2 separate regions of the Homo sapiens genome follow, and region 2 is linked to region 1. Evidence: chromatin loops called from intact Hi-C (ENCODE). Cell type or tissue: Calu3. All regions are shown on one strand. Links, peaks and the distances in the headings refer to the core of each region. The heading gives the core; the rest is flanking DNA. Region 1 overlaps VWF (von Willebrand factor). Region 2 has its middle 10 kb from the start of CD9.

Region 1 (5,000 bases), core at 1-5,000:
TGGCACCAGTCTGAGGCTGGTGTGGCCCTGATGCCAGCAGGTAGCGTGGGACATGGCAGTGAGCTGTGAGGGAGGAGGGGAGGCTGCAGGGAGCCTGGAAGCAGGAGCGTGGGTTCCTGCGTGGTTCCACCACTGACTGAGTGTGGCTCTGTCACCTTCCTTAGTTGCCCCATCTGTAAAATGAGGCCTTGACCTGAATGACCCAGCTCTGACATCTTGCAGTTTTAGGAGCAGGAACCGAATTTTCTCGTAGAACTTGTTTTTAGACTGGTTTGGGCAAAGGACGTCCATGCAGTTTTGGGGAAGGGCACCCTGCTTGCATATGCATTCCACCTTGGCCACCCCAGGGGAAGTGCCCTCACCTCCCATTCTTCTCCCTTCCTCTGTGTCTCTCCAGGGGAGTGCCTTGTCACAGGTCAATCACACTTCAAGAGCTTTGACAACAGATACTTCACCTTCAGTGGGATCTGCCAGTACCTGCTGGCCCGGGATTGCCAGGACCACTCCTTCTCCATTGTCATTGAGACTGTCCAGGTGAGCTTTGCCAGCCCGGCTGCTGGTCGGGTGGTAGCCCAAGGTGCTGCATAGCTGCTAGGCTGAATGGGCAGTCCCTGGAAGGCGTGGGGCATTGCTTTCTGTGCATGAGGGAGGTCTCTTCCAGACTTCAGTTAGCTCCTCATTCATCCAGAAACCCAGCCCATCCCCTCTCTCCCTAGATGCTGGCGGAAGGCATCCTGCCCTGACAATAATGCCTCCTCAGGGCTGGCTCAGCTCCCCACCCAGTGGACGCATCCTGCTTGGGTCTAGCCTGTTGCCCCCATAACTAACCCTCTGATGTTTGGAGCTGGGGATGGCTGGGGTGGGGGCAAAGAGGGCTGGTCTTCTCTTCTGAACTCTGTGGTACATGTGTGGCTTCCTTTCTGTAGGGATGGAAGCAAAGATGAGGACGAAGAGAATGCACAGGGCTTTCCTTGAGGATCAAAGTCTTTGATTCTCTTTGGAACAGTAGGTCCAAGGAACACGATGAAGCAGAGGCCCATGGTTCTTTATAAGAGACTGGGCCAGGCTGGGAGAAGGCGTGTGCAAGGATGCACTTAGCAAGCCTTCTTGCTGCACAACTCTAGGGGGCCCCATTCACATGGAGTATTCTGGGAGAATGGAGTTGTAGGTTATGAGAAGGCCAGAGGCTCTCGGGTTGAGGCCTTTCTCTGATTAAGAGGGTCCTGGGCTGGGGAGCTGGATAGGCAGGGGGTGCAGCAAAGTCACCCTGTGTTCCCTCTTGGCAGTGTGCTGATGACCGCGACGCTGTGTGCACCCGCTCCGTCACCGTCCGGCTGCCTGGCCTGCACAACAGCCTTGTGAAACTGAAGCATGGGGCAGGAGTTGCCATGGATGGCCAGGACGTCCAGCTCCCCCTCCTGAAAGGTATGCTTCGTCCTGCTCCATCAGGCCTGGGGCTGGCACAGCCCATCCCTTAGCACCCTCCTTCTCAACCCTGGCCACTGTCCTTAAGGACCTGCATGCCTCTTCCATGGGAATGTGATGGAGAGTTATTTTTGGAGGGCAGGGTGGGGTGCTTGGCATGCATCCCTCCAAGAAAGGAAGGCTTCCTGGAGGAGGAAGACTAGAGAAGGAAGCCTATAGATGAAGAGGTTGCTCTAGACCTGGGACAGAGTGTAGATGGGAAAAGGGAACCGAGAGGATTTTTATTTGGCTTGAACCAAAGGGGCGAGTTGAGTCTTGGGCAGGTGGTTCTGGTTTGCTCTGGGGTGGGACAGGGGCAGAGGCTGATGCTGAGAGATCGGGGGTGGCTGGTGATGTCACACCAGAGGATGCCACTTGGGGCGAGGCCAGGTGACCCTCTGGCCTGTCTAGAGGTAGCAAAAAACCTACCTGTCCAGTATCTTCACCTGGGTTGCACTGTGCCGGTCAAAGCAAACCTGCTTTTGCATGGTAAAGCTCCCAAACTTCACACTCAAAGTGGCTCTCAGACTCTTCCTTCTTCTCCACAACTGCTGGCCACTTTGTCGCCCATTATCCTAGCATTGCACACAGCGGATGAACTTGGGCTAGTGGGTACCCAGCACGTCCATGGGTGTTATGCTGTGTGTCTCCTTATAAGATATGTTTGTTCCCCCAGGGCAAGGGGTGTGCTCCTATCTGTCGCCACCTTCCCACAGAAGCAACAATTGCTGTATTCAGTGTCGTACACAGCATCGCTCAGACATGAGGTGGTGTGCAGTGGCAGAGTGTCCCAGGCACATTCAGATGTCGTGGTGTCAATGCTAAAGAGATCCCCCTCTGCTCCAGGGCACCTGCCTACAGCCCAGGATGCAGGAGCCTCTGCCTCCCTCCTGTGGCAGTAGGGGGAATGGCAGGTCATAGCGGGGGGTGCAGAGGCTTCTTCCTGGGGGACCCTATTTGCGCTCTGTCCACCTTGATCACCCTTCCTCCTGACACCCCCTTAAACCTCATGGCCACCCCATCTGCCCCTAAGTCATTGCTCTTCAGTGCTACCATCCTTTTGAGACACCCCATTTCCTCCCAAATACATCTGCCTGCCACCACCCTGTCCTCTCCCCACCTCTGCCTGAGTCCTGTCCTGCTGGGTTCCAGGTGACCTCCGCATCCAGCATACAGTGACGGCCTCCGTGCGCCTCAGCTACGGGGAGGACCTGCAGATGGACTGGGATGGCCGCGGGAGGCTGCTGGTGAAGGTAGGTGCCCTCACGGGGTACTGGCTCCCTGCGGCCCGACCCTTACAAAGTACCCCTTGTGCTCTGGGTAGAATGGCTTTGTGTGGTGGGAGAAGAATTCCTTTCTCCTCATGGCCTACACCCCCAGAGCGAGAAACAGGCCTCTCTTGTTTATGAGGCTGGTGTTTGTTTTCTGGATGCCCCTTCTTGGCCCTGGGGATTCTTCCTGCTGGGCTCTGCTATCCCAAGGGCCTCTAGACTGGGGTGGGCTCTTGTGGGGCTGGGGAAGGAGCAGGTTTGCTGTCCAATCTCCCGGCTGAAACAAGGCCCGGGAGCAGGGGTGTCTCCCTGGGTGCCCACTGTGGGCAGTAAGGGAAGAGCCAGATTGGCACTCTCAGCTAAGAGAAAGCCTGCCCGGGAAAGGTTGCTCAGGAAACCACCAGATTCTTCCCCTGGACACTGGGACTCTGCATGTGTGGGCCACTTCCTCTTGTTCTTGGTGGTCCTGGAATCACACTGGATAGCAATCCATACTTTTCACTGTTTCTCTGGAAATGACCCTGGCAGGTGGACAGTGCAAATATTACTGCCATTTTATAAATGAGGCAACCAGGGCACAGGAAGTGGAGGGATGGTGCAGCACTCCAGAACTTCCAGGGCTAGGATAGACTCCTCTGATCAGAGGACTGATCCCACTCTGACCCCCACCAACCGTGTCATGGCAGAGCGAGGATTAGTTCTCTGCCTCATGCCTTTCCCATCAGAACAAAAAGTGGTTCTCGCTTTTTGGTCTTGAATGCCTTTACACTCTTAAAAATTATTGAGGACCTCAAGATCTTGTAGGAGGATTATATTTATTGGTATTTATCAGATTGAAAATTAAATTAGAGACATTTAAAATATGTATTTATTAACTCATTCAAAAATTATAATAATAAACCCACTACACATTAATATAAACATCACTGTTTTGGGGAAAAGTAACTGTTTGCCAGAACAAAAATAAGCAACAAGAATAATACCACTGCTGCACATTTCTGCAAATTTCTTTAATGGCTGGCTTAATAGGAGACAGCTGGGTTCTCATATCTACTGCTGCATTCAATCTTTTGCAATATTGCATGTCATGTGGCCTCTGGAAAATTCCACTCTATACTTGTAAGAGAATGAGGAGGGAAAAGGCAAATAGCGTCTTCATAGTATTATGAAAGTAGTTTTGGTCTCGCAGACCCCTTGAAAGTCTCAGGGACCCCTATGGGTCTCAAGACCACACTTTGAGAACCACTGCGCTAGATTATGCCTGGGATCCCTGGAGAGCCTCCTCCTGCCTCCTGGGGTCCTGTATTCCACAGGGTCCTTGCTATAATCCTGGGTGGCAGGGGCAGGGTGGCAGGTTTCACCCAGGAGATCCTGGCGTCCTCCATCCTCGTGTGGCTATGTTCTTTCTCCTGTCTTAGAGCTCCTGAGGGAATTTCAAACTAACTCCTTTTTTTTTTTTTTTTTCCTTTTATGAAAATAAACCTGCAACCACAGACCATAAAGCAGGAAGGTCTGGGAGATCCTCTTGTCAACCTCCCTTTTCCAGTAGGAAATAAAGAGCCATTATTTCTGGAGCAGGAGTAACTTGCCCTAGGCCTCATGGTCGTTTAGTTACCGGGCAAGGACCAGAACTCGGGTCTCCTGGTTCCTGACCAGTCTTGCCTCCTGCACCCCGGTCTTCAAGGGGGTGCTTCACGTTAGCCAGTTCACTTTCTTTTTGTTTGTTTTGTTTTTTGAGAGAGGGTCTCACTCTGTTGCCCAGGCTGGAGGGCAGTGGCACGATCTTGGCTCACCACAACCTCCGCCTTCCAGGCTGAAGCGATTCTCCTGCCTCAACCTCCCGAGTAGCTGAGATTACAGGTGCCCACCATCATGCCCAGCTAATTTTTGTATTTTTAATAGAGATGGGGTTTCACCATGTTGGCCAGGCTGGTCTTGAACTCCTGACCTCAAATGATCCACCCTCCTCAGCCTCCCAAAGTGCTGGGATTACGGGCATGAGCCACCACGCCCGGCCAGCCAGTCCACTTTCTCAGCATCTTCCCACCTCACAGAGAGGGTGCTCTCCACCCATGCACTTTCTCCCCTTGATCAGCAGGGCCGTAACTTCTCATCCTGGGCAGCTGCCCTTCCTCCCCTCAGGTTTCTTTGGTCTTTGTCTCTCCCCTGAGGAGAAGAGAAGCCAACTTCTTTCTGTGGGAGGGGATGTAGGGTTATCTTTGGGGTGGGTTTGTGTCAGTTTAGCTAACAAGAAGACGTTTCCTT
Region 2 (17,203 bases), core at 204-5,203, 130 kb before region 1:
GAGCTGAAAAACATGGATTAGTCCTTGTTTCTGCTCAGGGACCAGTGTGGGAGGAGACAGGCAGCCAGACAATGGTTTGAGGGTGATAGGTGCAGTTACGGGGAGAGGCTTGGGGGCTAAGAGGCTAAGGAGAGGCCTCTGACCCAGACTGGGAGATGATGCTGCAGAACCACAGGGAAAGTTGCCGCCAAGGGAGAATCCTGGGCAAAGGCTGGGGCAGGGGCTGTCCGGGCTCTGGGCTGGAGCCTGGAGTCACGGGGTAGTTTGTGGGAAGGTGAGAAAGAGCCTTGTGCTCCTGGACTTTGCACTCTGAGCATTAGGGGCCACCGAAAGGTTCAAGCAGGGGAATGGTTGGATCTGCTGTGTTTTCAGAGGTTCTCTGCCTGTGTTTTAGGTAGTTGGGTGGGGGAAGGCCGGAGGGGCAGGTAGGAAGCCCCTTGAGGACCAGGACCATTGTTGGCATCTCCAGTCCTTGGCTCAGTGCTTTACGGGATTGCATGGAACATGGAGATGTTGTATTTGGGGAGACGCAATCAGGTAATATGAGGGGAGCAGTGGTAGATGAAAGTTGAGCTGAGGACCAGGTGCAAATCTGCTAGGAGGCTGTGGAGTAGTTCAGGTGAGAGAAGAATGAATGAAGGCGGGGCAATGGGATAAAGCCTAGAGAAGGCAGGGCAAAACCCCATGAGGTGTCAGGCCGGGAAGGGGAGGGAGAGATCAGAGGCAGAGCAGCAGAAGCTAGTAACAAGTAGGGGCACAGGGCACATCCCCACGTCAATCTGAGTCCGAGAGGCTCCCCAGAGCAGGGGACATTGCAGCAGCTGACTTGACTTGGGAAGGTGGAGTCAGTAGTCAATGCGGAGGAGGGAATTCCAAGAGGGAACTGGATATGCAAAGACACAGAAGCGGGCAGCTGGCTGCACTGGGGAAACAACCGATAGTGGTACATGGGGAGGAAGGAGGACAAGGAAGGAGAGGCAGGGCCTAAACTGAGCCTAATGCCAAGAGGACAAGCAGAGGAATTTTGGTGATGCTTGACTTTACACATCCTAACCAGTGTCCAGGATGATTCCAGCACAGGGGAGGAGTGTGAAGCACCCTGGAGGGTGGGAAGGAGGCCGGAAAACAGTCAGTGTTCCATTGTGCCCTTTTGGGCCTGCGTCCATCTATCTTGGGAGACAGGTCTTAGGAAAAGAAAGATTTTATTGCATCTCCCCCTTCTCCCAAGTTAACAAGTACTGGTGGGAGGAGTTCAGTAAATATTTAAGTTTATAATAGAAATTACTTATTAGGGTAAACGTGAGTGTTGACAGAGGAAATCCACAGGGAGGCCTTAGAACCTGCCTGCCACAGAAGCGCTGCAGAAACGCTGCCTGTTGCTCCTATTCCTATTATTGTTTACACTGAAGAAAGAATTGGGGTCAGCCTATATAGTTCAGTGCCACATTCGTATAATCAAGGCATCCTTTTTATGTGATGAGAGCATTGGGCCTGAAGTGAGGGGGTCTGAGTTCTACTCTTGGTTCTGACCCTTTGGTCTATGTTAGGCAGGCAGCCTCCTCTCTGGGCCTCAGTCTCCTCACCTGTACAAGAGTATTGTGAAAGGAAAATAAATCTTAGGACCCCAAAATCAATAAGCCAAAGGAAAAAATCAAGCTGGGAACTGCCACAGGCAAACCTGCCTCCCATTCCTAAATAAGATAGCTACAAAGATTTTTTAAAAAGCTATGCACTTCTCGGCCGGGCGCAGTGGCTCACGCCTGTAATCCCAGCACTTTGGGAGGCCAAGGTGGGCGGATCACGAGGTGAGGAGATCGAGACCATCCTGGCCAACATAGTGAAACCGCATCTCTACTAAAAATACAAAAATTAGCCAGGCATGGTGGCGCATACCTATAATCCCAGCTACTCGGGAGGCAGAGGCAGGAGAATCCCTTGAACCAGGGAGTTGGAGGTTGCAGTGAGCCGAGATCGCGCCACAGCACTCTAGCCTGGCGACAGAGTGAGACTCCGTCTCAAAAAGAAAAAACAAAAAAAGCTATGCACTTCTTGTTGGGCGCTGTGACTCACACCTGTGATCCAAGCACTTTAGGAGGCCGACGCGGGAGGATCATGAGGTCAGGAGATCAAGACCATCCTGGCTAACACGGTGAAACCTCGTCTCTACTAAAAATACAAAAAAATTAGCCGGGCGTGGCGGCGGGCGCCTGTAGTCCCAGCTACTCAGGAGGCTGAGGCAGGAGAATGGCGTGAACCCGGGAGGCAGAGCTTGCAGTGAGCCGAGATCGCGCCACTGCCCTCCAGCCTGGGGGACACAGCCAGACTCCGTCTCAAAAAAAAAAAAAAAAAAAAAAGCAGCTATGCACTTCTTTCACAATTTGCCCATGAGGAAATTTCTGGTGGACCCTATGATATTTGCCCTAAAACAGTTCTGTTGAATTTCACCATGACAATGTAAATTGATAGCATATCTTCACAGGTACAGAAAAAAGGACAGAACTCAAAGTCATCCCTCTGCTCACCTGAGACAAATGCATATCTGATTGCTTCCTCCAATGTAAAAATGAAGATTCGCTGTGCTAGACAAGGCATAAGTGACTTATTTCTCTACCCTCCTCTGCCATGTAAATTGTGCATTCAGTGAGAGGATGATCAGTGACTCAAAAGAATGCAACCGTTTGTTTCTTACCTACCCACACCTTAAAAAAACTTTCTTCCTCTTTCCCCACCAGCCGCCTTTTAAATATTGAAGCCCTCAAAATCATCTTTGCAGAAGGCACAGATCTGCCTCCTGGGCGCCCATCTGTAACCTTGGCAAAATAAACTTTCTAAATTGATTGAGACCTGTCTCAGATACTTTTTGGTTCACAGCATTTTGGATCAGGAGGTGTCTTTCATTCCTCCTGACATTCTGTGTCACAATAAACCCCTGGGCCAAAGTGCATTTGTTACAGACAGTTAGTGCTACAGGCAACCAGGAAGGTGAGCGATGGAAAAATTATGTTTTGCCTTAACCGGAAGAGGAAAATATGGGTAAGCCCCTGAGTCAGAAATCACATGGAAGCAGCCAGGCCTTCCAGGCTTTGTGGTGCTGGAGTGGGAAAGCTTTTCCTCCCTTCCCTCAAGGCGTCCTGTCTCTGGGAAAGAAACCCCAGCTCAGGCTCAGGGTCCACTTTGGCTCTTGTGCCCCCCCTGGTGGTAAGATTTGAACACGCAGAGGCCAGGTGACCTAATGAGCCGTCACACCCATGCCCCAGGTCCCTCCAGCTGTGGGCAATGGCTTTGTAAGGCAACAGGTAGGACCCTCGCTCTCACAGGCCACCAAGGCCCTTCCAGCCACCACACCAGTGGCCATCTTGATTCACCTCCTTCACTTCTAGAAGCTTCTCTCCTGTTCCTCTTTCTAAGCTCAAATACACCACCTTATGAAGCCTTCCTGGAGCACTCCAGTCTTTTTCTCCGTGGATTACCTTGAGTCTCGCATGTGTGATTCTCTGGTCATCATCATCTTCCTTTATGTGTCCACTTCTTGGTAGTGAGCTCCTCGAGGGTGCACTTGCATTTGATTAATTTCTGTGCTCTCCCTAGCTCCCGGTCCCTTCCTGGCCCAGAGCAGGCCCTCTGCAAACATCTGCAGAATGACGGCTGGGCGTGGGGCTTTCTCAGGCCCCTGCCCTTCTCTCTCAGACCTCTCCTGGAGCACTCATCCCCTTTTGTGCCTTCCACCATTTTCTCTGTTTAACTCATCTCTCTGTAAATGCAAGTCCTGATATCCAAGAGCCTGCAGATTTTTTTTTTTTGAGACCAAGTCTCGCTCTGTTGCCCAGGCTGGAGTGCAGTGGCTCAATCTCGGCTCACTACAACCTCCATCCCTGGGCTCAAGAGACTCTCTTGCCTCAGCCTCCCAAGCAGATTGAATTACAGGTGTGCGCTGCCATGCCCGGCTAATAATTTTTTTTTTTTTAGACGGAGTCTCGCTTTGTCACCCAGGCTGGAGTGCAGTGGCACGATCTTGGCTCACTGCAACCTCTGCCTCCCGGGTTCAAGTGATTCTTCTGCCTCAGCCTCCCAAGTAGCTGGGACTACAGGCGCACACCACCATGCCCAGCTAATTTTTGTATTTTTAGTAGAGACGGGGTTTCACCATATTGGCCAGGCTGGTCTTGAACTCCTGAATTCGTTATCTACCCACCTCAGCCTCCCAAAGTGCTGGGATTACAGGCGTAAGCCACCGTGTTTTTTATATTTTTTATATTTTTTATATTTTTAGTAGAGATGGGGTTTCCTCCTGTTGGTCAGGCTGGTCTTGAACTCCTGGCCCCAGGTGATCCGCCCACCTCAGCCTCCCAAAGTGCTGGGATTACAGGCGTGCGCCACCGTGCCTGGCCCGTTTCCACTTCTAACGGCCCTCCAAATAGGCCCACGTTCCAATCCCCAAAACTGTGAATGTGTTACTTTCCATGGCATAGCCTGGACCATCCCAGTGGGCCCAGTGGAATCCAAAGGGTTCTTATAAGAGACAGGTGGAAGTGTCAAAGCCAGGGAAGGAGATGTGACGACAGAAGCAGAGGTCGCAGTGATGCACAGCTGTGTGTTGGGGAACAAGGACAGCCTCTAGAAGCTGGAGAAGGCGAAGAAACGAATTCTCCCCTGCAGCTGCCAGAGGGATCCAACACAGCCCTGCCCACCCATTTTAGATTTCAGACCTCTAGAATTGTGAAATAGTAAATATGTGTTACTTTAAGCCACTAAATTTGTGGTTGTTACCGAAGCAATAGGAAATATAGTAATCTCAATGTAAACATCAAGATCAGAATTCATAATCTCCAAGGGCTTTCTAGGCTCGCAGCTGACTTTCTCCTCAGCCCTCCCTGTCTCTAATCAGTCAGCACCAACACCTCCCATCACCTGGGGCTCCTCCTTCCCCCAGCCTCACAGCTGCTTAGTGAATGTGATTCCTGTTTCTTAGCTGTTCTTACGTCATTGCTGGGAGGCACCAGGGCTAAGGCGGGTTGTAGTGATTGAGTGGCAGAGCACAGATCAGACCTCAGAGCTTCTGGTTTCAGTCCAGGGTTGGATCCTGATCTTTTGTTCCCCCTGATGCCCTGCCATCCGCAAGGGGGCTGCATCCTGGAAGCTCATCTGCAGCCCAAACGGCTGTTCTACCCTTGCCCTGCCTCGCTGCTGTTCACCTGCCCAGGATGGACACAACATTGGACCCAGAGAGTCTTGCTGCGTGCGTCCTTGGGGGTGGGCTGCCCTCCTCTCACCCATCACTTCTTTTCCTTGCATTAAGCACACACACACTCAACCTGGAAACTGCCTATGTCCAGTGTGGATTTTATGAAGGTTTCACGGATAGGTGGATGAGGGGTTCCCTCTCATATGCCAGAGAGAACCATTCTAAGAATCCCTCTGGATAGCTCTTCTCAAACGTCCAATCTGTGGCAGCCACCCCTATCATCTGCCCCCCAGCCCAGCCTCAGCCAGCCCCCTGCCCTGTGGATGTCCTCTGCATATGTCTGTGTGGAGCAATTTAGCTCTAAACTTGGCATTTTCCGTTTGTGTCCCCACCTCCCCTCACCCTGCTCAGCAAAACAAATCATGGCTCTCAGGGTCTGTCCTCCTTAGTATATGGGGGTTGGGGGCAGGCGGGGAGCAATTCTAAACAAGCAATATTTAATATCATCCTTTCATCAGACTCCTGAAGCTCAGCTTTACTCTTTCCTGCTCAAAGATCTCCCAACTCCCCTTACCCCTGTTCTACTTCCAAACAATGCTCCCATAGCATTTACCTTCTCACAGAGTGGAATGTTTCCTTGGTATGTGCATTGCTATTTACCTGTCTCCTCCAGCTAGAATGCAAAATCCGCATGGCTGTTCTGTTCTCTATGTATCCCAAGGGCTTTGAACAGTGCCTGACATACAGTAGGTGCACAATATTTATTGAATGTATGGAAAGCCGATGTCTCAATTGTAAGATCATCATACAGGCCCTCTGCTCTCTCGCCTTAACCTCTGTTTGCAAATCTGTTCACTCTTTTGGAATACCACATGCATCCCCAGCTCTATGCCTGGGTCCCCACCTCTTCTTTCCGAAGCCCAAGCTCTTGGCACTTCCTCCTTTCTGCCCTTCAAGCAGCCTGCACCATCTCTGAGGCCAGCCCAGCCCCTGCCTTCCCCAGCACCCTCAGTCATCTTAGTCTGCTCTGATCCTCTTTCTCAGGACACTCCTGTAGCAACTTCTTTCTGAATCATCCACTAGACTCTTACAAGATTTGTCCTGGGTGATAATTTCAGGTTTCATGCATCTGTTTAAAAGAGTTGGCTGGGCGGCCGGGCGCGGTGGCTCACGCCTATCATCTCAGCACTGTGGGAGGCTGAGGCGGGCGGATCACGAGGTCAGGAGATCGAGATCATCCTGGCTAACACAGTGAAACCCTGTCTCTACTAAAAATACAAAAAATTAGCCAGGCGTGGTGGCGGGCGCCTGTAGTCCCAGCTACTAGGGAGGCTGAGGCAGGAGAATGGCGTGAACCCGGGAGGCAGAGCTTGCAGTGAGCTGAGATCACACCGCTGCACTCCAGCCTGGGCGACAGAGCGAGACTCCGTCTCAGAAAAAAAAAAAAAAAAAAGATTAGCTGAGCGTGGTGGCAGGTGCCTGTAATCCCAGCTACTCAGGAGGCTGAGGCAGGAGAATCGCCTGAACCCAGGAAGCGGAGGTTGCAGTGAGCTGAGACTGCGCCACTGCACTCCAGCCTGGTGAGAGTGAGACTCCGTCTAAAAAAAAAAAGATTAGCTGGGCATGATGGCGGGTGTGGGGAAAAGAGAGATCAGATTGTTACTGTGTCTATGTAGAAAGAAGTAGACATAGGAGACTCCATTTTGTTCTGTACTAAGAAAAATTCTTCTGCCTTGAGATGCTGTTAATCTCAATGTCAAACTCAGGGTTAAATGGATTAAGGGCGGTGCAAGATGTGCTTTGTTAAACAGATGCTTGAAGGCAGCATGCTCCTTAAGAGTCATCACCACTCCCTAATCTCAAGTACCCAGGGACACAAACACTGCGGAAGGCCACAGGGACCTCTGCCTAGGAAAGCCAGGTGTTGTCCAAGGTTTCTCCCCATGTGACAGTCTGAAATATGGCCTCGTGGGAAGGGAAAGACCTGACTGTCCCCCAGCCCGACACCCGTAAAGGGTCTGTGCTGAGGAGGATTAGTAAAAGAGGAAGGAACACCTTTCTGCAGTTGAGACAAGAGGAAGGTGGGCAATGGAATGTCTCGGTGTAAAACCCGATTGTATATTCCATCTACTGAGATAGGGGAAAACCGCCTTAGGGCTGGAGGTGGGACATGCGGGCAGCAATACTGCTCTGTAAGGCATTGAGATGTTTATGTGTATGCATATCTAAAGCACAGCACTTAATTCTTTACCTTGTTCATGATGCAGAGACCTTTGTTCACGTGTTTATCTGCTGACCTTCTCTCCACTATTATCCTATGACCCTGACACATCCCCCTCTCCGAGAAACACCCAAGAATGATCAATAAATACTAAGGGAACTCAGAGGCTGGCGGGATCCTCCGTATGCTGAACGCTGGTCCCCTTGAGAGGTGACAGCGTGCTGGCAGTCCTCACAGCCCTCGCTCACTCTGGGGGCCTCCTCTGCCTGGGCTCCCACTTTGGCGGCATTTGAGGAGCCCTTCAGCCCGCCGCTGCACTATGGGAGCCCCTTTCTGGGCTGGCCAAGGCCGGAGCCGGCTCCTTCAGCTTGCAGGGAGGTGTGGAGGGAGAGGCGCGAGCGGGAACCGGGGCTGTGAGCGGCGCTTGCGGGCCAGCTGGAGTTCCAGGTGGGCGTGGGCTTGGCGGGCCCCGCACTCAGAGCAGCCGGCCCGCCCTGCGGGCCCCGGGCAATGAGGGGCTTAGCACCCGGGCCGGCGGCTGCGGAGGGTGTACTGGGTCTCCCAGCAGTGCTGGCCCACCCGCGCTGCGCTCGATTTCTTACTGGGCCTTAGCTGCCTTCTCGCGGCGCAGGGCTCGGGACCTGCAGCCCACCATGCCTGAGCCTCCCACCCACTCCGTGGGCTCCTGTGCGGCCGAGCCTCCCCGATGAGCGCCGCCCCCTGCTCCACGGTGCCAAGTCCCATCAACCACCCAAGGGCTGAGGAGTGTGGGCGCAGGGCGCGGCACTGGCAGGTAGCTCCACCTGCAGCGCTGGTGCGGGATCCACTGGGTGAAGCCAGCTGGGGTCCTGAGTCTGGTGGGGATGTGGAGAACCTTTATGTCTAGCTCAGGGATTGTAAATACACCAATCGGTACTCTGTATCTGGCTCAAGGTTTGTAAACACACCAATCAGCACCCTGTGTCTAGCTCAGGATTTGTGAATGCACCAATTGACACTCTGTATCTAGCTGCTCTGGTGGGGCCTTGGAGAACCTTTGTGTCGATACTCTGTATCTAACTAATCTGGTGGGGAGGAGGAGAACCTTTGTGTCTAGCTCAGGGATTGTAAACGCACCAATCAGCGCCCTGTCAAAACAGACCACTGGGCTCTACCAATCAGCAGGACGTGGGTGGGGCCAGATAAGAGAATAAAAGCAGGCTGCGTGAGCCAGCAGTAGCAACCCGCTCGGGTCTCCTTTCACGTGGTGGAAGCTTTGTTCTTTCACGCTTTGGGTCTGCACTGCTTTTATGAGCAGTAACACTCACCACGAAGGTCTGCAGCTTCACTCCTGAAGCCAGTGAGACTATGAGCCCACTGGGAGAAACGAATAACTCCTAGACTTGCTGCCTTAAGAGCTGTAACACTCAACGCGAAGGTCTGCAGTTTCACTCCTTAAGCCAGCAAGACCACAAACCCACCAGAAGGAAGAAACTCCAAACACATCTGAACGTCAGAAAAAACAAACTTCAGACGCGCCACCTTAAGAGTTGTAACACTCACCTCACCGCGAGGGTCCGTGGCTTCATTCTTGAAGTCAGTGAGACCAAGGACCTACCAATTCCAGACACACCCTGGGCCCCCTTTTTTTCTTTCTCTACACTTTGTCTCTGTGTCTCTTTTCCAAGTCTCGTTCCACCTAATGAGAAGTGCCCACAGGTGTGGAGGAGCAACCCATCCCTTCAGGCAGGTGCCTGTAATCCCAGCTACTCAGGAGGCTGACGCAGGAGAATTGCCTAAACCCAGGAAGCGGAGGTTGCAGTGAGCTGAGATGGTGCTATTGCATTCCAGCCTGGGCGACACAGCAAGACTCCTTCCCCATAAATAAATACTCTCCAGCTAGATTACCAGCTCCTGTTGTACCCACAGTAGGTACCTTCCAGACACTTAATGTAGTAGGTCTGAAGAACTAACACTTGCATGGGTACATAAGATGTAACTAATGCTGTTCTAACTGCTGTATATAAACTCAATCCACAAACAACCCTTTGAGGTTGATAGTTTTACAAATGGGGAAGCCAAGTCACAGGCGGTTCATGCTCTTGTTAGGAAGCAGCAGAGCCGGGATGTAAACCCAGGTGGCCTGGTTCCAGAGCCCAGGTGCTAAGCTGCTGCTTCCTGTGGTAGGTAAATGTGGACTGGCACTACACTGCCGTTTTTGCCCTTTGACTGTAGAGGTGGGTGAAGGGGCTGCAGATGACTCCTCAGCAGTTGTGCCATCTTGAAGGTGCCTCCCTGCAAGGCGACTCTGAGTCTTAGGGCTGCTGACAGGTGGTGAGCCTGCAATTGGGTCCTGCCTTTGCTGGTGCTTGTCTGTTCCTCTGAGGCTCGCTTTCCACAGCTGCAGAGCGAGGATGATTACTGCTCTTTCTCCACCATGAGGGGTGGGGATGGGCGGGTATGTGCCCAGGCAGCCTGCCCCTGGCTCAGTGGTAGGCAATGCCAGCCCATGGGTAGCAGCTGCAGCTTCTCTTCACTCTGTGGCTGCTGGCTTCTGTTCTGGTTGGTGGTTCTGGCTTCAGGTGGAGGAGCAGGGACTCTGGGGGCTATGTATTTGTGGTATTTCCTGCGTAAGAGGGTAGAGAAGCTGTAGGCAATTAGCATGGGGCTTGAAATTAGAAGTCACAGGTGCAAGCCCTACTGCATACTTACCTGGGAGCAGAGATGACCTGAGCAAGTCTCTGCTTTTCTGAGACTCCATTTCGTTATCCACAAAATGGGCTTAGTAAAAACTCCTACTTTGCTGTTGTAAGAGAGTCAGATGAAATCCTGGATGTGTAAGTGCTTTGTAAACTATAAGGGTGCTTATAAACTTGATTTTCAATTTTAATCTCAGTACAGGAGTAGTGGACTTGGTTGTTATAAAATGCTAAATAGCCCCAAGGCTTGGAGTCTTGGAGAATGTTGGCAAGATGAGCATTTTCAGCTCTGTCTTCTGAGTGTCTTTGCCCAGCATGCTAGGTCCTGTTCACCCCACATTTACTGAGCACCTGAGTGCTAGGCTGTGGGAGGTGCCCAGGATAAGCCACGCCCTAGTTTTGCTCATGAGAAACTCACCTCCTAACTGGTGATATAGGATGTGGTGGACGCCAATCATTAGATGGTAACAAGGCGAGGAAGAGTTAGGGAAGTGAGGAGTTGCAGGGGTCCAGATATCTGAGAGCAGGACTGACCAGGCAGCCGTAGCAAGACACAGGTGGGGACAGGGCAGTGCTGGGGGCCACTGGGCTCAGCTCTATGCCTGCTTCCCATTTCCACACAGCTTAGCCTAAGCTGGTCCTGAGAAGGTTTTATTCATATCAAAGGGCAAACGAAGTTGCTGAATCTATCTTGCTGACAGTTTCTTTGTGTCTCATATAATGTTTGGCTGATGCTCCTGAAACTATAAGCACCCAGAGGCAGGGTCGCTGTCTCTCCCAGCTGTATCTGGGGTGGGTTGGACAAAGGTCCCCCTAGAGGGCCAGTGTGTGTGTGCACACGTGTCTGCATGTGTGTCTGTGTATAAGAGATGGGACTTTCGTCTGTAGGTTCAGGTAGATATGGGCAGGTAAAATACAGTGAAGGTAAGAAGCTGTCACTAATGTCTACCTGTGGCCTGTGGGAAGGGTTTAGAGAGAGGGAGAATATGGCCATGGAGTCACTGCCTAAAGACAAAGGAAGTCTGAACCTCATTGTGTGGCACGGGCCTTTGTAAACCAGCCTCTGCTGACGTCCAGCACCTGATTTCCCACTCTGGCACCTTATATGCTCTAGCTGGTTTTATTTGTTTATTTTTGAGACAGGGTCTCACTGTGTCACCTAGGCTGGAGTGCAGTGGTGAGATCATGGCTCACTGCAGCCTCGATCTCACAGACTCAAACGAGACTCCCATTTCAACCTCCCAAGTATCTGGGACTACAGGTGCACGCCACCACCCCCAGCCAATTTTTGTATATTTTGTAGAGATGGGGTTTTACCATGTTGCCCAGGCTGGTCTCCAACTCCTGGACTCAAGGGATCTGTCCGCCTTGGCCTCCTGAAGTGTTGGGATTGTAGGTGTGAGCCACTATGCCTGGCCTGCTCTAGCTTTTAACAGCTCTACTTCCCTAAATACCTCGAACTCTCTTTCTTTCCCTCCCTCCCTCCTTTCCTTCCTTCCTTCCTTCTTCTTCCTTTCTTCCTTTCTCTTTTCCTCTTTCTTTCCTTTCTTTCCTCTCCCTCTGTCACCCAGGCTGGAGTGCAGTGGCATGATCTCAGTTCACTGCAATCTCCACCTCTTGCCAACCCTCTTTCTTAATAAACTTTTAATTTTGGAATAATTTCAGTTTAAAAAAAGTTGCAAAGATAGTGCAGCTTCCTTCTAATGTTAACGTCTTATATAATCGTGGTATATTTGTCAAAACTGAGAAATCAACATTGGTACAATACTGTTAACTAGACTGCAGACTTTATTTAGATTTCATCAGTTTTTCCACTGATGTCCTTTTTCTGTTCCAGAATCCAATCCAAGTTTCCACATTGCATTTTGTATTTTGCATTTTTTTTTTTTTTGGACATAGAGTCTCGCTGTCGCCCAGGCTGGAGTGCACAGTGACACGATCTTGGCTCACTGCAACCTCTGCCTCCCAGGTTCAAGTGATTGTCCTGCCTCAGCCTCCTGAGTAGCTGGGATTACAGGCACCTGCCACCAGGCCTAGCTAGTTTTTGTATTTTTAGTAGAGACCGGTTTCACCATGTTCGTCAGGTTGGTCTCGAACTCCTGACCTCAGGCAATCTGCCCGCCTCAGCCTCCCAAAGTGCTGGGATTACAGGTGTGAGCCAATGCGCCCGCCCTGTATTTTGCATTTTTTTAAATTCTCTGGACTCACTGGGCTCATTTCCTATTTCTCTGTTTTTGACCCTGTCATTCTCTTTCTCTACAATAACTTTCTTGTTTCCAGCAAACTCCTATTCATCCTGCAGAACTCCTCTCTTAAATTAGGGATAATGTTGGGAACTTGGTAGGATTGGGGTTTTGGGATCTGGCTGTTAACAATATTAATTGACACTCCCTTTTCCATACCCAGGATCTCATTTGATGCTGCTTCGGTTTTTATTGTGCCCTTCTTTATGCAAATACAAGCAAACACTAATAGATGTTATTCGCCATTCCACCTCTCCCAGCCGTGGTTACTAGAGGGAATGTGTTTAGAGGTGGCTCTCACAGGACTGTGCAGGTGGCTGGTGGCAGAGCTAGAGTAGGACTTGGACCTCCCGACTTCCAGTTTAGCCAACCCCTCCCCCGTCCTGCACATTCTGCGCATCTCCATTTTTCCCGGTTGTCCAATCTGGGCACGCTTTGGTTTAACACCTGGGTCTAGGAGTGTGATATGGCTCTGATGGAGGGATGGTGGGTTTCCTGTGGCTCTCCCACCCTACCCACATAGAGTGACTGCAGCACTCTTGACTTTGGGGACTTTCCTCAGGGCTAAATTGTATCGCTGGCATTCCCACCACTTCCCCACCCACCTCCAAGCAGGCCAGGAAGCCAGAATGTCAGAGCCTAGACTCCCCAAGTCTGTTCACCACGTGTAGCTTTGGTGGGGCCTTCTGCCTCCCATCCGCTCCAGCCCAGAGCTCCACTGAGGCTTCCCCTCACCCACCACTTTTTGGGACCCCTTGGGAGCCTTATCTCCATGAAGCATTAGATTTTTATTTTAAATTTCATTTAAAAATAGATCATTTGTTTATATAACTGAAAAATAAAGATACAAGAGAGGGAAACGTGTTTCTCCTGGAAACTGTTAATCTGTAACAGAGATTTAGGAGTTCTGTCCACCAAGGGCAACGTGTGGGCCTGATTCTTGAATCCTGATGCAGACAGACCAGTTATTAAAAAAAAGGTTTTGTAGGCAGTTAGGGAAATTTAAATATGGACTAAGGACTAGATGATGTTAAGGAAATATTGTTAACTTTCTTACGTGTGATGATGGCATTGTGGTTATGTGTTTTTTGTTTTTGTTTTTTTTTCTCTCTGAGACGGAGTCTCGCTCTGTCGCCCAGGCTGGAGTGCAGTGGCGCGATCTCGGCACACTGCAAGCTCCGCCTCCCGGGTTCACGCCATTCTCCTGCCTCAGCCTCCCCAGTAGCTGGGACTACAGGCGCCCGCCACTACGCCCAGCTAATTTTTTTGTATTTTTAGTAGAGACAGGGTTTCACCGTGTTAGCCAGGATGGTCTCGATCTCCTGACCTCGTGATCCGCCCGCCTCGGCCCCCCAAAGTGCTGGGATTACAGGCATGAGCCACTGCGCCCGGCCATGGTTATGTTTCTGAGAAAACCGTATCTCTTAGAGATACACGCTGCAGTTTTTATGGGTAGAATGATATGATGTCTGGGATTTGCTTTAAATTGTTCAGTCCCCTTCCCAAAAAGTGGAGAGATAAAATGCAATAAGAATGCAAAATCGTTGATGCTGAGCGATGAGTATATGGGATTCATTATACTGTTCTCTCTACTTTTGCGTGTGTTTGAACACTTGCATAACGACAGCAAAAATCTCCATCCAGTCTTGTCCCCATCAGGCTAGCTCTTCCCCAATACTGGTTCCTTAATGTATCCTTCATTATGCAAATACTAGTATATATTGTTATTCTCCCCATTTAAGAATTTTTTAACACCAGAAGAAGCACCTTGCTACTGATTCGGCACCTTGCTCTTTTCTCTCTCTCTCTCTTTTTTTTTTTTTTTTTAGTAGAGTTTTGTTTGTTTGTTTTTAGTAGAGACGGGGTTTCACTGTGTTAACCAGGATGGTCTCGATCTCCTGACCTTGTGATCCACCCGCCTTGGCCTCCCAAAGTGCTGGGATTACAGGCGTGAGCCACCACACCCAGCCAATTTTTTTGTATTTTTAGTAGAGATGGGGTTTTGCCATGTTGGCCAGGCTGGTCTTGAACTCCTGACCTCAGGTGATCCGCCCGCCTCAGCCTTCCAAAGTGCTGAGATTACAGGTGTGAGCCACCGCGCCTGGCCTCTTTTCTCTCCTTTTTATATGGCTGGCAGGATAATGGCCCCCACAAAGGTGACCACACCTTAATCCCTGCCAGGTGTGCATGTTACCTTACTTGGCAAAAAGAACTTTGCAGATGTGATTAAGGACTTTGAGATGGGGAGAGTATCCTGAATTATCCAAGTGGGCTCAATCTAATCCTATGGATCCTTAAAGTCAGATAATCTTTCCTGGCTGTGGTCAGAGGGAACTGGGACAAAGGGTTAGAGAGACATGACAATGGTGGCTTTGCAGACAGAGGAGGGGCCAGGAGCCAAGGAATGCAGGCAGCCTCTAGAAGCTGGGAAAGGCAAGGAAAGGGATTCTCCCCTGCAGCCTCCAGAGGGGAACACAGCCCTGCCCACACTGAGATTTTAGCCCAGTGAGACCCACATGTCAGACTGCTGACCTCCAGAAGTGTGCAATAAATATGTGTTAAACTTGTGATAATATGCTATAGCAACAATAGAAAACAACGGCATGATATCTCGGAGAGATTTCCGTATCAGTGCAGAAATTGAAGCAGCATCAGTTCCTTATGGTTCTACACGGGGTCTGGAGTCCAACAGATCTGGGCTTGAGTCCAGGCTCTGCCACACACTAGTTATATAATTCTGGGCAAGTTACATCACCTCTCTGAGCCTGCCTCCTCATCTGTAAAAGGGGAATACTAAGAGCTCCTGCTTCATAGTGTTGTTCTAGGATTAAATCATACAGTGCATACAAAACACTTAGCCTGGCACATAGAGAATGCTCACGAAAGAACAGCTGGTAATATGAGTTACATAACTGTGATGATTACAACAAGGAGTGTTCCCTGAGTTCTCCTGGCCTCACTGTCCTCTCTTCTGACTCCTTGCAGACTGAGAACGCAGCACATAAATGAGCCCTTGGTTTCTGCGGTACACACCCTCTCTCGTCTTGTGTGCTTGGTTCCGTCTGTGTGCAGCCCTGTCTCCTAGACTGTGGTCAGCAGGACCCTGTTTCCAATGTCCTGGGGCTGGTCATTAGGATTGCACACCGCCCGAGGGGTTGCTCTATTAACAGACGGCTTCTGGGAGTGGCTGGACATCACTGTGCCCTCACTCTTTCCAAAGTTGAGGTTCCCTGCTTCCCACGCTAAAGGCACGTCATGGGTCCAGTGGACCCTGGCATCCTCCCACACAGCATTGATTCAGAGTGGTGGTGACCTTCAGAGTCCCTCCCAATGTCCCCAACAGCCAGCTTTTGCATGAGCTTACCCCTCCTGAGGCAGGCCACTCCACTCTTGTGCAGTCTGGTTATTGGAAAGTTTCCCTCCCTTCCCATAACCTTTGTCCATGTCCTGCCCTCTGAAGCCACATGGGATGAGTCTGCCACCCCTTCCTAGTAGCAGCCCTTTGGCCTTCCAGAGGAGACTTGCAGGGGCCTGTCCCAGCCCTGCCTCTTTGTGGCTGGGTGGCCCCAGGGTTACAAGAGTTTTTGGTTTGTTGGTTGGTTTGTTTTTGAGACAGAGTTTCACTCTTATTGACCAGGCTGGAGTGCAGTGGCGCAATCTCGGCTCACTGCAACCTCTGCCTTCCGGTTTCAAGCGATTCTCCTGCCTCAGCCTCCTGAGTAGCTGGGATTACAGGTGCCCACCATCACGTCCGGCTAATTTTTGTATTTTTAGTAGAGACAGGGTTTCATCATGTTGGCCAGGTTGGTCTTCAACTCCTGGCCTTGTGATCTGCCTGCCTTGGCCTCCCAAAGTGCTGGGATTACAGGCGTGATCCACCGCGCCCGGCCCATGAGTCTTTTTTGAACGCTGTTTTCACAATCTGCAAAAAGGGAAGGAAAACGCCTACCTGTCTGGATCATCATGGGAGCCCGGAGAAGGCATCCTGCACTTGTGAATGCCCCACACATGTTGCTTCCCTTCTCTCTGCTCCAGGCCACGCCCTCTGGATCCCTTAACTGCTCCTTATAGGGGAGGTTTGGAGGCTGCCCCAATGCTCTGTGCTGTTTCAGATATGCAGGAGGACCCACATCTGGCCTCACGAGATGGGCAGCCCGTGACCGCCTGGAGGCTTTTTCTGCTGCGAGTTGGGATGGCCTTCGCCCTCAGTCCTTCCCCCGCCCATCCTGGGGCCTCCCACCCAGGCCTGGCCTTCCCTCCTACTGTTCTGGTCACACTGCGCCTGGTTCAGCTGAAACCACACTCTTCCCACCACGCAAACCCCACAGATGCTAGCGCTCTTGCTGGGCACAGAAATACTGTGTTATTTTTAGTTCTGGACCTGGTCCAGCACACGGCACCCCTCCCTACGTAAACATGCCTGGATCTGCAAGTTGTTTTCCCAAATCCTTAGAGCCGCGAGAGCGCACTCACTCACGACAATTGCATGAGCTCTGCTCACATTTCTCCCCGCAGCCACCCTGTTGCCTCTGTGACTCGTGTGCCAGCCTGTACACACGTGTTTCTGCCACACTCTCTGAAGGGTCTCCCCAACTCCTCCTCCATCCCCTGTCCCCATCCCCTGTCCCTTCCTCCAGCGGAGGAACTGTCCCAGGAAAACCAAGCTGCGGGGAAGCTGGCAGAAGGAAGACATTATCTGCTTCTTGGCCTGTGAGGCCAGCTGGGGAAGATGTGTTTCTGCACCTCACAACACACACCCTGCCAGGCCAGCCTGCCTTCTGAGGCAAAAGCCGTTAACCTCTCTCAATTTAAACTTAAGATGAACAAGCAAACAAGCGACTCCTTCTGGGACAAAGAGTCTTCAACCAACCCAGACAGA

What was found. Peaks named below come from ENCODE experiments on the same cell type or tissue, not always from the same donor. Only the 100,000 strongest peaks of a DNase experiment are listed, where the experiment ranks them.
Region 2: it touches region 1 in a loop (11-fold over the local background); 87 of 110 quality-filtered maps call a loop at or near these places.

Annotation. Positions count from the first base shown.
Region 1 is chr12:6,060,671-6,065,670 of GRCh38, reverse strand. It overlaps VWF (von Willebrand factor), which reads left to right. Exons shown (of 52, transcript NM_000552.5): 11 at 398-534; 12 at 1,287-1,425; 13 at 2,617-2,717. Among named protein-coding and RNA genes, the nearest start is that of SNORA120, 23 kb to the right of the region's middle. In Calu3, for the core only: a CTCF peak has its summit at 2,361 (motif pointing left); a DNase peak (open chromatin) is centred at 2,330.
Region 2 is chr12:6,181,840-6,199,042 of GRCh38, reverse strand. No RefSeq gene overlaps it. Among named protein-coding and RNA genes, the nearest start is that of CD9, 10 kb to the left of the region's middle. RefSeq lists a silencer at 4,898-4,947 and enhancers at 7,275-7,960, 7,961-8,646, 15,707-15,886. In Calu3, for the core only: a CTCF peak has its summit at 3,189 (motif pointing left); DNase peaks (open chromatin) are centred at 3,192 and 4,927.